2 separate regions of the Homo sapiens genome follow, and region 2 is linked to region 1. A link is a loop called in an ENCODE intact Hi-C map of the cell type or tissue named here. Cell type or tissue: heart left ventricle. All regions are shown on one strand.

Region 1 (2,500 bases):
ACACATGCACACACATGCACATGCACACACATGCACATGCATGCTCACATGTACAGGCACTCATGCACCTAGAGCCTTCTCATCCTTCACTTTGAGTCCCCCCTCCCCTTGCCCATCCTTGCCCATCCTTCAAGGGCTCAGTCAAAAGCCATCTTTTACAAATTGTCTCTGGTTGACTTTCTTTTTTTTCCCCTCTTAGAAGAAGCGATGCTGTCCTCAGTCATCGAGCATTCACTGGGCGCTTCATGTGTGCCAGGCCCCGACATGGGTCTTGGGCATGTTCCAGTTCTCATGTCCTCAGGGCTCCTTGGTGAGTCGAGGGTGAGGAGGACACGGAGGCACAGGAGGCCACGGGGCAGGTCTAGGTCCACTCAGCCTCCAGAGTTCAGCCCTCCCTGCTGAGTCGGGGTGAGCAGGACAGATGCCTGCTCCTGGAACTTGGTGGGTGAGGTGGACAGGCATGCAGGGAGGCGCCAGGCTCAGGGGCTGTGGAACAGAGAAAGGAAGCTTCCAGGACATCAAACAATTCCTGGAGTGCCAGGGCAAGAGGGGAATCTGGGTGGAGGAAAACGTGAACAGGGCAGAGGTTGGAGGTGGATGTGGCCCCCGAGCACGTTGGAGGCGACTGAGGTGCTTCTTGACTTTGGGCATCTTCGTTCATCCCTGCATTTGCACATTTGTTGAACACACCTACTGAGACACTTGTTTTCTTTCCATGGTCCATACATTAGGAACATAGAGTTAGCTTCCTGGGGAACTTTTTAAGAAGTATTCTTAGAGAAGAAACCAGGAGGCATCGTTGTGGGATGTTGGTCCAGGATCTTGGGTGTGTCCTTTGGTCTTTTGTGGGTCAGGTTAGCAGGAATTGTGTCCTGAGGTGTTGGGACTGCAAAGTACAGGTTCCCTCCTGCCCACACTGATGCCTTCAGGGAATGACCTGTCTGCTCTTCTAAGAAGAACACTTAACTCAGCCTTGGCTGACCTCAGCTACCTGTGCTTTCTTCAGCCAGGCTCTGTGTTTTGTGCTTTTACTCTCAAAACAACCCTATTATTATCCCTGTCCCACAGACGAGATGCTGAGCCCCTGAGAGGCTCAGTAGGTGCCTGAAGGTCTTCCAGCCAGGAGGTGGCAGAGCCAGGGCCGGCCTGGCCTGAGGACTCCGAAGCTCCCATGGGCACAGCTCCTTCATGCCAGCTCTGTGTTGGGATTTTCTGTGGTTGTCACAGCCATCTTCCTGGTCAGCTAAGTTACAGACAGGGTGAAACTAGGATGGCCGAGCTGGAACCAGAGCTCATTCCTGAGCAGGGCACCTGGGCCCTGCCTACGGTGCTGGGCAGGCTCCTGGTGTGGAGGTCAGGCTCAGATCCTGCAGTCCCTGTGGCCGTGGGGCTTTTCTAGGCACCCTCCTGACTGCTAACACCAGGAGGGCCTATGATATGGGACCGCTGCCCCATGACGTGTGCCAGGTTTCTGCACGTGACCACTGGGAAAGGCTGGCCCTGGGCTGGGTGGATCCGCACTGCCTGCTGGCCCCTGCACCCAGATGGTGCAGCCCACACCCCTCTGATGCCCACCCACGCCCGGCTCTGGGACTTCCCTCCTTCCGCTGTGTCTGACCCTGGTTGCCCTTGTTCTGCCACTGGCTTGTAGCAGCCCTTCCGGAAGCCATGTCCTCCAGGGAGATTTGATTATGTCCTGGTGGTGCGACCTCGCTAATGCAATCAGGAAGTTTTCTCAAGACTTCAGCTGCTTTGTTGGCAGCCAGGCCTGGCTCTCAGCAGCTCTGCAGGCTGGAAGGGCCCAAGAGACCCTTCACCCACCCGGTGTCTCCAGCAGCAGGGAGGGGTCCGGGGCACAGCCTATTGCTGCTCTGCTCTCCTCCCTTCTTGGGGTAAGCTCCTTTGCTCTGATTTTATTTGGAATCATCGAGAGCCTCTATCTGTCTAGAAAAAGCGCTTAGCAATGAGGAATCAGCACTGCAGAGAATACTCCAGAAAGCAGCCATTTTCCATCAAGATTAGGCTCTTAATTGAAAATTTTAAGAGGAGAGGAAATTAGGGGAGAATCCAGATATTCTCTCCATTATGGTAATCAGCTGTAATCAGAGCCTGAGAGCTGTACTCAATCCCGGGGGTTCTCCCAGGATTACCAGAGCTGCCACAGTCACCTTCACCGACCTGCACTGGAGTCAGTGGGAGGGGCTGGCGGGGTCAGGGGCACTCTGGCAAGTGGATCCAGGAGGGCTGGGCTGGATCCAGGGGGCTGAGTTCAGAGGGAACTCTGCTTAGCAAGTGTGAAACACAGGACTGGGCCTTCCAGGCAGAGGGAAGATTGAGAACTGCGGCTGAGCGAGTGCGTCCAGGGGCCCCAGTTTAGTTGAGGGTCTAAGTTTTCCCAGCAGGGCAAGGTTGAGGGTGAGGATGCTGCAGGCCAGTTTTCTATGGCCTCAGAGTGAGGACAAGAAGGGGGAGATGGGCCACAGGGATGAGGGTGCCTGCT
Region 2 (2,500 bases), 74 kb after region 1:
GCCGCCAGCTAAACCAGAAGGTTTCAACTCACATTCAGAATTTCATAACATACTGCACAAATAACACAATACAGGAGCTCAGCAGCAGCATGGGGGGACAAAGGAACACATCCATGAACTCCAAGAGAAACTATAGAAATTATTTAATCTGAACAACAAAGCTACAATAGATTGAAAATGAAAACAAAAAGAACAATCCCTCAGGAACCTGTGAGACTGTAACAAAACATCTAATTCATGTTATTGAGTCTCAGAAGGAGAGGAGAAAGAGGTGGGCCTTAAAAAGGACTCAAAGATACAATGGTTGAAACTCCCTAAATCTGGCAAAAGACACACACTTACGAATTCAAGAAGCTGAGTTACTCAAATAGGATAAACCAAAAAAATCCACACCACGACACATCACGGTTAAACTCCTGAAAAATAAAAACAAAGAAAAAATCTTAAAAGTAGTTGGGAGAGAAAAGACCCCTTCCTACCTATAGGGAAAAAAAATAAGAACGACGACAGATTTCTCATTAGAAAGCACAGAGGTCAAAAGTGGCACATTTTTCAAGTGCTGAAAGAAAATAACTATCAACTCAGAATTCTATTTCCAGTAAAATATTCTTCAGGAACAAAGGAAATTAAGATATTCTCAAATGAAAGAAAAGTAACAGAATTTGACAATAGCTGACCTACCCTAGAATGATTAAAGGAAGTTCTCTAAACAGAAAGAAAATATTAAAAATAAGGAATCTTGAAGCATCAGAAAGGAAGAGAAAAACAGTAGGAGTAAAAAATATTGGTAAACATTTCCTTCTCATTTTTGGTTTTCTAAATTATATTTGACCGTTTTCACAAAAATTATATTGTCTGATGTATTTCTGAATGCATGTCGAGAAAATATTTAAGACAATTGTATTACAAATATAGGAGGGTAAAGTAGCTTGAAGGGGCATGAGTTTTCTGTACTCTACTTAAACTGGTAAAATATTAACATCAGTACACTAAATTATGTATATATAATGTAATACATCAAATAGCCGTTTTAAAAGCTATACAAAAAGACACACTCAAAACACACTATAGGCTGGGCATGGTGGCTCATACCTGTAATCCCAGCCCTTTGGGAGGCCGAGGTGGGCGGATCACGAGGTCAGGAGATCGAGACCATCCTGGCTAACATGGTGAAACCCTGTCTCTACTAAAAATAGAAAAAAAATTAGCTGGGCGTGGTGTCGGGCACCTGTAGTCCCAGCTACTCGGGAGACTGAGGCAGGAGAATAGCGTGAACCTGGGAGGCAGAGCTTGCAGTGAGCGGAGATCGCACCACTGCACTCCAGCCTGGGTGACAGAGTGAGAAAAATAAAAAAAAAAACACTATAGACAAATCAAGCTGGAATTCTAAAAAACTTTAAATAACCCATAGGAAAGGGAAAAAAGCTCAGATATACTAAAAATAGTGAGAACAAACAGAAAACCAAAACAAAACATAAAATGGACAACTTAAGCCCTAACATGTCAATAATTATGTGAAAATGCAAATGGTCTAAATATACCAATTAAAAGACAGAGATGGACAGAATACACTAAAAATATGACCCACCTATATGCTGTCTATAAGAAACTCACTTCAAATATAATGATATGTGTAGGCTGGAAGTAAAATGACGGGAAAAGATACCTTACACAAACATCAATCAAAAAAAAGAAAGCAGGAATAAGTATATTAATACCAGATAAAGTATATTTTAGAGCAAAGAAAATTGCTGGAGACAGAAAGGGTCATTATATAAGGATGAATGGGTCACCCACCAAGAAGTCATAGCAATTCTAAACATGTATGTACCTAACAAAAGAGCCAAAAAATATGTGAAGCAAAATCTGATCAAACTAAAATGAGAAATATATAAATCTACACTTCTTTCAACAATTCATAGAACTACTATTCCAACATAGAACTACTTTCAATAATTCACAGAACTACTAACAGAAAATTAGTAAGGATATAGAACTCAGCAACACCATCAAAGAACGTTATCTATTCAACAGATGGAGAAAACTCCATGCAGCAAAAGAAGAATACATATTCTTTTCTTTTCTTTTCTTTTCTTTTTTTTTTTTTTTTGAGATAGAGACTTGCTGTGTCGCTCAGGCTGGAGTGCAGTGGCATGATCTTGGCTCACTGCAAGCTCTGCCTCCCGGGTTCATGCCATTCTCCTGCCTCAGCCTCCCCAGCAGCTGGGACTACAGGCGCACACCGCCACATCTGGCTAATTTTTTTGTATTTTTAGTAGAGATGGGGTTTCACTGTGTTAGCCAGGATGGTCTCCATCTCCTGACTTCGTGATCTGCCCACTTCGGCCTCCCAAAGTGCTGGGATTACAGGCGTGAGCCACTGTGCCTGGCCAAATACACATTCTTTTCAAATGCCCGTGGAACATATTCCAAAATAGACTGTATGTAGGCCTTAAAATAAACCTCAAAATTTTTAAAACAATTGAAATTTTGTAGAGCA

What was found. Peaks named below come from ENCODE experiments on the same cell type or tissue, not always from the same donor. Only the 100,000 strongest peaks of a DNase experiment are listed, where the experiment ranks them.
Region 2: a loop joins it to region 1, with 1.9 times the contacts of the local background. A loop is called at or near these places in 3 of 110 quality-filtered maps.

The regions. Positions count from the first base shown.
Region 1 is chr10:42,869,791-42,872,290 of GRCh38, forward strand. LINC02623 (long intergenic non-protein coding RNA 2623) reads left to right here and starts at 1,731. Exons shown (of 2, transcript NR_134479.1): 1 at 1,731-1,892. RefSeq lists enhancers at 1,075-1,576, 1,577-2,076. In heart left ventricle, no CTCF peak of the experiment used is centred here; a DNase peak (open chromatin) is centred at 1,519.
Region 2 is chr10:42,943,741-42,946,240 of GRCh38, forward strand. No RefSeq gene overlaps it. Among named protein-coding and RNA genes, the nearest start is that of LINC01264, 37 kb to the right of the region's middle. In heart left ventricle, no CTCF peak of the experiment used is centred here; no DNase peak of the experiment used is centred here; H3K27me3 peaks cover 23 bases.